2 separate regions of the Homo sapiens genome follow, and region 1 is linked to region 2. Evidence: chromatin contacts called from ENCODE Hi-C or POLR2A ChIA-PET data. All regions are on one chromosome and are shown on one strand. The core of a region is the stretch at or near the end of the contact, and the rest is flanking DNA. Distances in the headings are between cores, read along the strand shown. Region 1 has its middle 22 kb from the start of ADRB2. Region 2 has its middle 110 kb from the start of MIR584.

Region 1 (4,606 bases), core at 1,558-4,057, 100 kb after region 2:
ACAGTGAAAGCCTTTTCATCTGGAAGTGAGCTCATCTGGAAGTGAGCTCATATATCTTTGGATCTTGGGACTCTAACATAGTGCCTGGCATATACCACACACCAGCAAATGTTTGCGGACTTGCTATGTTTGTTTGGTAAAACAAACCCAGCCAGAGTGGCTGTTTAGTTTATCTCCATATCTCTACGTATCTGTTAGACCTAAACAGAAGAAATACAGGCACTTCTAGTCTATAAAATGTACCTGTGAGCCATTCTGCCACATACAACTGAGCCACACAGGAAAACTGCATCATTAGCAATTTCTATAAAATCATTCTGGCTTTGAACCACAGTAGTTATTTTAGTTGGGAAGATATTAATTAGCTGAAACTTAGGAAAAAGTTTAATCACCTAAAAAAATGGGGGGTGAAAACTGGGTGAAAGACATGGGAAAACATGGAAAGAGCCATTCTTTTAAATTATTTCAGTTTTCATACACTTATGCAGGAATTGTTTAACAGAGTTGGATGGTACTAGGTGTGGGAGACCTGGTTGCTGGCCCCAGTTTTGCCACTAACTTGCTTTGTAGTCTTGGGCAAGTCATTTCTCTCTGGCCCTCAGTTTCTTGATTGGCAAAATGAGGAGGTAAGATTAAATGATCTCTCACTGCAAGATCATTAGCTTACCAGCATTTAGAGAATCCAGCCCAATTTTATATTCACATCAAATGAGATCTCGCTTATTCTGGCCCCAGCTTACCTTTCCATTCTCATCTTACTGGTCAACTCACCTTACTCACTACCCCTCTATGCCACCTGCTCAGCCAGATGCTTATGAACCTGGACCTATGCCATCCTGTTTTCTCTGTGTCTGTTCTCTGTGTTCTCTTTACCCCACTTTGCGGCTCTGCTTAATTTCTCTCCTCTCTGCTATGGTCTCAGATCCCTTTTCCGGTTGGGATAAAAAAAAATAAGACTTCCTGCTATTGAGGGGAATTATGGGGTTCCGCTTAAAAGAGTGGACTTTGAAGCCAGAATAATGGGTTTAAGCCCTGGAGCAGCAATCTACTAGCTGTGTGAATTGAACAGTTACTTACTGGCTATTCCTAAGTTTCTTCACCTGCGAAGTGTTGATATTAATATTACCTACATTAAATTTCTGATGTTGAAAGACCTAGAATGATTCCTATTTTCCTAATTGGAAACCGACTAAATTACCTGGCTGAGGAACAAATATTATGAGAGCTATAAACCTGGCAGAAATGGGCAGAGACAGCATACCACTGGTGTGTGTGTGTTTGAGTGTGTGTGCATCTGCATTTTCCTATTAAGCAGTGAGAGTCTTTCCACTATGATATAGCTTTAGCACAGTGATTGACATTGCAGGCACTAGCAATATTTGTGGACATTTAATACTGGCAAGGATTATCTGAGGCAATACATTCTATGCCTAGAACAATACATGGTACATGGCGACGCCCAGTGATGCAGCTATTATAATTATAGCATAAAGCTAGTACAGAGGAAAGACTGATGGATGAGGAGGAAGAGGAAGTGGGTTCTCACTTTAGCTCTGCCACAGGCTAGTGGTGACCCGGTGCCTAGATGGAACCATTATATGTGTCTCACCAGGCTTTTTTCTTTCTTACTAGAGCAGTTATTGTGCTGTCTTATTATGTTTTTGTGTGCTACAGTGAGCTAGTTAAGGCTAGGAGGCTGTTACGGATTGAATTAATTGTATTCCCTCCAAATTCATATGTTAAAGCCCTAACCCCTAGTATCTCACAATGTGACCATATTTAAAGGTAGGGCCTTTAAAGAGATTAAGTTAAGACAATGCTGCTAGGGTGGGCCCTAATCCATTCTGACTTGTGTCCTCATAAGAAGAGGATATTAGGGCATACAGAGAGATACGAGGAGTGTGTGCACACACAGAGAAAAATCTATATGAAGAGGCAGCCAGAGGTTGCCACCTGCAAGTCAAGGAGTGGGGTCTCAGAGGAAACAACCCTGCAGGCACCTTGATCTTGGACTTCCAGCCTCCAAGACCATGAGAAAATAAAATTCCATTGTGTAAGCCACCCAGGCTGTGGTATTTTGTTATGGAAGCCCTAGCAAACTAATACGGGTACTATGTATTTATTCATTTATTCAACCATTACTTATGGAGCATCTATTATGTGCCAAGTCCTGATTTGTGCAATAGGATATGAAATGCTGAGAAAACAATAAAAGAAAAAGGGCTTCTGCTCTCAGAAGGTTTGTAGTTCAGTGGGAGAGACTGACAGTCAAGAGATGACACAAGTCAGTGTGATAAGAGCACAGAATGAAGCGTCCCTGTGCCCTGAGAGTACATAAAGCAGCGTGGGGGTAGGGTCTGATGCCCTGGCGTCTGTGTTGTTTTATCCCCAGCACTGTCACAGCACTGTGCTGACAGACAATACACTGTAAATGTTGGTTGGCATTTATTGAAGGCTCTGATCTCTCAATTCTCTATGTGGATTAACATGAATTCTTAGTACTCAAGGAAAGAGAGCCCAGGGGCAGACTCTGCTAAGTGTGGACTGTTTATAGGGCAGCATAAAGCTGGTACAGAGGAAAGACTGATGGATGAGGAGGAAGAGGAAGTGGGTTCTCACCTTAGCTGTGACACAAGCTGATGGTGACACCCTTCCCTTATCTGGACCTCCATTTCCTCATCTTCAAAAATGAAGTAGTTGGAGTAGGTCATCTCTAAGATCCCCTGTAGCTCCATGAACTCTTTCCCAAAATGTAGTTCATGAAAAACTTATACTTAATGTAGGATAGAAGAGACAGAGAGAAGGAAGGAGGAGGAAGAAATGTAGAAAGAGGAAAGCTGGCAGGCAAGAACAGAAAAGGAAGGAGGAAGGAAGGAAGGAAGGAAGGAAGGGCTAACAAACTAGGTTGGCAGAGGTGGAACTCGACCTGTGGTCCTAGACAGTCCCTGGTGCCCCGTTTGCAGTTACTTGGGCAGCAGGTCTCCTGGTGGTTCAGCAGCACCTGTGGATTCAGTTGCCTAAATCCTGCCTGTACCAGGCCATATAAACTTGGACAAGTTGTTTTTTTTTTTTTTTGAGATGGAGTCTCATTCTGTTGCCCAGGCTGGAGTGCAGTGGTGCAATCTGAGGCTCACTGCAAGCTCTGCCTCCCAGGTTCATGCCATTCTCCTGCCTCAGCCTCCCGAGTAGTTGGGACTACAGGTGCCCACCACCACGCCCGGCTAATTTTTTGTATTTTTAGTAGAGATGGGGTTTCACCGTGTTAGCCAGGATGGTCTCAATCTCCTGACCTCATGATCTGAAACTTGGGCAAGTTATTTAACCTATGCCACAGTTTGATCCCTTACATGATGTGTGTAGGAACATCTTTATCATAGGGATGTCGTGTGGATTAAATTTGAAGATGGGTGGTGAGGTTAGAGATTATGGAAGTAATATAAGAATATCAAATTGCTGATTTGGGTGGATTTGCACTTTACAGAGCCACCCAGTATGCCACCTCCCCCCATCCAAACCACACATACACCCATTCCCACAAGCACAGTCATGCATGGCATAATGACGTTTCAGTCAACAATGGGCCACATATACCATGGTGGCTCCATAAGATTATGATGGAGTTGAAAAATTCCTATCACCTCATGATATCTTGATGATCCTGACCCTGTGTAGGTCTAGACTAATGTGTGTGGTTGTGTCTTAGTTTTTAACAAAAAAAATTTAGAAGTAAAAAAATAATTAAAAATAGAAAAAAGTTTATAGAATAAGGATATAAGGAAATAATATACTTTTGTACAGCTGCACAATGTGTTTTTGTACAACACAAAACAATTTGTGTTTTAAACTGTTACTACAAAAGAGTCAAAAATTTTTAAGAAGTCAAAAAGTTTATAAAGTAAAAAGTTATAACAAGCTGTTTAATTTGTTATTGAAGAAAGGAAAATATTTCTTTATAAGTTTAATGTACAAATTTAGTGTATACATTTAGTACAGTGCTTATAAAGTCTTCAGCAGTGTACAGTAATGCCCTAGGCCTTCACATTCACTCAATGACTCACCCAGAGCAACTTACAGACTGGCAAGCTCTCTTGATGGTAAGTGCCCTGTAAAGATGTACCATTTTAAATCTTTTATTCTATATTTCTACTGTGCCTTTTCTGTGTCTACATATGTTTAGCTACACAAATACTTACCATTGTGTTACAGTTGCCTACAGTGTTCAGGACAGTAACATGCTGTACAGGTTTGTAGCTTGGGAGCAATAGGCTATCCCATTTAGTCTAGGTGTGTAGTAGGCTATGCCATCTAGGTTCGTGTAAATATTAAATACAATGTTTGTACAACATATCCCTGTCATTCAGTGACACATGATTGTAAATGAAAAAATGTGCCATAAACAACAGTCATCCTTACCACCTGTAATCAATTTATTATTTTTTATCTGTTGTATGACAATTCATTTAAAATATGGTGGCTGCAACTTGCTGAAATGATTTCACACCTCACTAATAAGTTATGACCCTTTGTGTGAAAAAGAATGATGTTGTGCAGCAGTTTCCAAAATGTGTTGCAGGCCCCTCAGGGAGCAGAAAAGACAACTTACTGA
Region 2 (4,437 bases), core at 1,057-3,556:
ATGTCCTTTTGCTCTACTGGCCCCTCGGTCAAGAGGTTAAGTTCTGAACGTCAGTGCCCTTACCTTCTGCTGAGGAGGACAGATGCTGGGCTTTGAGTCTCATGGGCTCTGCTCTGCCTCCAACTTGTGGTGTAGACATGAGGATCCCCCCTTCCCTGGGCTGCCTCCCTTGGAGGGCTATTATGAAGGGAAAATGAGACTGGGTATTTCAGAACCTGAAAGCAGTGCCATCAAAGGGGTTGTGATCAGATCAATGTTCCCCTGTTTAGCAGCGCGAGGCACATGAGCCGTGGCTGTGAACCATCTGCACTGACCCCATAACACTGCCAGGGCTGACCCTGCTCCGACCCGAGCCCAGAAACAGCTTCTATTCACTCCTCAGCTTGGCCTGCTCTTTCTTTGAGGAAAACACTGCCATTCAGAAAATACTATCCCATGTGGGATTTTATTTTAATTTTTACAATAAGCCTCAGAATATTGACTATTATTGCTTGTTTAGTACATAAGAAACTAAAGTTTAGACCATGAAAGAGATCTGGCCCAGGTTACCCAGCTGGTGGGTGGCAATGCTGGGATCCTGGCTTTCAGACAGGTGCTCTTTTGCAGCTACCTGCAAGGTTGCCAGCCATCCTGCTCAGACTGAGAGTGCACCCCTCCTTCATTCCTGCATTTGTCATGCAAATGTCATGAGGTCTTCAATTTGTGCATGGGGAAATAAATGTGGAGGGAGAGGAGAAATGGTGATGCATGCCTGTAAGCCCAGCTACTTTGGAGGATGAGGCGAGAGGATCACTTGAACCCAGGAGTTTGAGGCTGCAGTGAGCTGTGTTTGCACTACTGCACTCTCGTCTGGGCAATAGCGAGACTGTCTGAGAAAAAAATATGGATCTTGTAACTATATTAGGAAAATCAGCTCTTTTCATACAAGGGGACCTGTTTGTGACAATTGTAGGCAATATCATAGGCAATATTTTTCATTAGAAGCTGGATTTCTAGAAGAATTCAGGCAGTATACATTCTTTGCATCTCATATAGACATTCCTTTTATCTGCTCATCCAATTACTGTTATTATTATGAATATATATTTGTAGTAGCGAAGCTTCTGATGATAGAACCAACAGGATGTATATCTACAGGCTACAGATATCTCTATCTCTGCCTCTATTTTTATCTGTACCTCTATACACAGAGACACAGAGAGAGATTTTAGGGAATTTGGTCACTTGGTTGTGGAGTTGGCAAACCCAAAACCTGCCAGGTTAACTGGCATGCTAGAGACCCAGGGAAGAGCTGATATTGCAGTTTGAATCTGAAGGTGGTCCACTGGCAGAATTCTCTCTTCCTTGGGAGACCTCATCCTTTTTCCTCTGAAGGCCCTTAGCTGATTAGATAAGGCCCTTCCACAAGACTGAAGGCAAATTGCTTCACTCAAAGTCTACAGATTGAAGTGTTGTTCTCATCTAAAGAATCCTTTCACTGCAACATCCAGATATGTTTGACCAAATAGCTGAGAACTGTGGCCTAGACGAGCTGGCACCTAGATTAACCATCACAATGTATAAATATATAATATGTAGAATAACACAAACTAATCTTTACTGAATATTTATTATCAGCAAGGAACCATTATTTCATTGAATAATTCCTAATTATGATTATTGTACAGTACCTGATACATAAATAGAAATAAATTCTGGTTTCAAGTTTAGAAGGTAATTCAGAGTAGAGGGAAGGAAGGGGGGTTGGCATCAGGTATATTTGAGTTCAAGTTCTAACTGCCAATGTCTAAGTTGGGCAAGTTACTTAATCCCTCTAAATCTCTTTTTCCTCATCTGTGAAACAGAGTTAAAAATAGTGCCCACTTCATCAACACAGCGTGTGCTTGATACCTATTTATTGAGCAAATGAATGCTGCGGGAATCTCTAGAGTTGTTAAAAGATTTAAAGGAGATAATTTATCTAAAGCTCCCATAAGGTGCCAGGCACAGGAGGAGAAGATAGTTAATTGAGCTGCCTTTATATTAGGGTTATTTTTCCTCCTGACATCTGCAAACAACAGAGTCATGGCTCGCCGCTGCTGGGATTCACCTAACAGGGACTCAGGGAAAGGTGTGGTTTTCCGGGAGGTCTTGCTTCTAAAGGCCAGGATTAAACAGAAATCTCCCTGGTCTGAGTCAAGGGCTGTTTTTTTCTTACTTCCTTGGCATCCCTCTCAGGGCAGCCAGTTCTCACTGCTCCAGAACTCCTTTCTTGGAGCTCTGGCTGTGACTGGGCTTGGCAGGGAGCCGTCTCTGAAGAACCAGGTAATGTGGTCTGGAGCCTGGTGAGTTTCCTACATCTCTGCCAGCACACTCTGCTCCTCTTTTGCAACTCTGCCATCAGCCCTGCTTCACAAAGCTCAATTTACTGCCTCACCATAGAAAATAGCTGCCTCCTTCTCCTAAGGGATATGACCTACCCTTAGAGACTCTATCAGTTAGGCTAATCACTCCCATTTATTCTGAAACAACTTGTACTATGTATGGGATTAATTAATTATGAGGACATCAAGAGTACTATAAAGTGCTTTGTATTCATAATTGATTCATCATTCAATAAGTATTATGGTGTACTAATGGCTGGAATCCAAGCTCTGACACTTACAGGCTGTGATCTTGATCAAATTTCTATCTTATTCATAAGTTTCTTTATCTGTAAAATAAGAATAATACTAATGCCATCTTAAAACGGTTATTAGGATGTTGGAGTGAATTAGTTTATATAAAGCACATAAAAACATATCTGCACACAGTAAGTGCTCCATAAATAGTAGCAATTCCTATTCTCCACAGACTTTATTACAGATTGGGACAAGTGTTCTATAAAAGCCAACAGGATGCTTTGACACAGACACACATAGTGGGCCAGGGAAACAACTTAGAAGTGCAGGTAAGGGAAAGGCTCACTGAGCTGGTAATATTAATTTGAACACTGAAGGATGAGAAAGAGAGGGAAAAAAGAAATAATAAGGAACAGTATGTATGAAAACTTTGAGGCCTCAAATAACTTGGCATATTCATGAGATTAAAAAAAGGCTCATGTGGCTGGAGCAAAGGGAAGGAAACAATAGCAGTAGTTAACACTTACAAAGTACTCACCATATGTCAAATGCTGTCTGGGTGGTTTATTTATGTTTACTTACGCGATCCTCAATGACAACCATAGGAGGAGGCACTATCATAGCCTAGACTGGGTCATGTCATGACCATTCACACTTCATACCTTCTTGCTGCTTATAGAATTAAGTGCAAACTCTTATCTTGGTACATCAGATGCCTCGAAATGTAGTTTCAACATAACTTTCCCATTCTATGTCTTTTTTTTTGTTTTGCTATCTACCTTGAAATTAATTTTTACTTACATAAGTAATACATAAATATACTTTTCTTGTAAAAACTTTAAACAATATAGTAAAGTTAGGGTTCTCCTACTCCACTTCTATCTTAGGTACCTGACAAAGGAAATAATGCAATTAGTTTGCCATAAATCCTTCCAGATATTTCTGTAAATGTATCAATTTATATATAAACCTAAAGATTATATAAAACTATAGAATACATATGCAATTGGTTTATTATTTTTAAAGAATAAACATTAATCAAACACTACAGGACATACTGGTCTGCAACTTTCTTTTTTCCATCAGTACATATTCCATGTTGCAGATTTATGTCAACTTAAAAAATTGCTGCAGAGTATTCTGTACTATTTCTCAAATAGTGAACATCTGAGATATTTCTTTTCTTTTTTTTTTTTTTACGAAAATAGAATCTTTATTAAAATAGCAAGGCATAACAATCACTGCTACTCAGGAAACACTGTGTTTATTCTTTTTAATCATCAAAATCAATGACTTTGGGCAAGACCTCTGAACTCTCAGAGCCTGTTTCTCCATCTGGAGAACAGGCAGGTAGGGCATTGCCAGCTCCCTGTGAGTGGGGGCCACTGGTGGGAGGAGATGGCCCTGGTCGCCCATGGGATGAGAAACTTACTCCTGCTTCTGTCCCTGGAGAAGGTCTGGGAGATGCCAGTGTGGACTTAAGGCAATGCTAACACTTGCTTATCTCCTTTTGTAACAGAGAAGGGAGAGCTCTCAGCCTTGGCCACACCAGCATGGAGCCCCCCTCCCCAGCGAATTTATTTTTCATGGTCACTTTCTTTTTTTTTTTCCTTTTTTTTTTATTATACTTTAAGTTTTAGGGTACATGTGCACATTGTGCAGGTTAGTTACATATGTATACATGTGCCATGCTGGTGCGCTGCACCCACTAACTCGTCATCTAGCATTAGGTATATCTCCCAATGCTATCCCTCCCCCCTCCCCCCACCCCACCACAGTCCCCAGAGTGTGATGTTCCCCTTCCTGTGTCCATGTGATCTCATTGTTCAATTCCCAC

What was found. A loop is a pair of places that touch in the nucleus more often than their neighbours do. ChIA-PET counts read pairs that join two places held with the same protein, here RNA polymerase II (POLR2A). Pooled maps may share reads with other maps.
Region 1: a map of spleen shows a loop between it and region 2 (2.3-fold over the local background). The contact joins two enhancer-like sites. A Hi-C loop is called at or near these places in 11 of 168 maps with a recorded cell type or tissue (CD4-positive, alpha-beta T cell, CD4-positive, alpha-beta memory T cell, CD8-positive, alpha-beta T cell and 6 more), 2 of 37 single-sample maps with no recorded cell type and 8 of 50 pooled maps. POLR2A ChIA-PET finds 5 or more read pairs at or near these places in 3 of 52 experiments (A673, MCF 10A and OCI-LY7).

Annotation. Positions count from the first base shown.
Region 1 is chr5:148,846,577-148,851,182 of GRCh38, reverse strand. No RefSeq gene overlaps it. Among named protein-coding and RNA genes, the nearest start is that of ADRB2, 22 kb to the right of the region's middle. Within about 2 kb of position 2,807, at least 5 of the 41 ENCODE cell types and tissues checked have a DNase peak (open chromatin) inside an H3K27ac peak, as active enhancers do.
Region 2 is chr5:148,948,065-148,952,501 of GRCh38, reverse strand. No RefSeq gene overlaps it. Among named protein-coding and RNA genes, the nearest start is that of MIR584, 110 kb to the left of the region's middle. Within about 2 kb of position 2,306, at least 13 of the 41 ENCODE cell types and tissues checked have a DNase peak (open chromatin) inside an H3K27ac peak, as active enhancers do.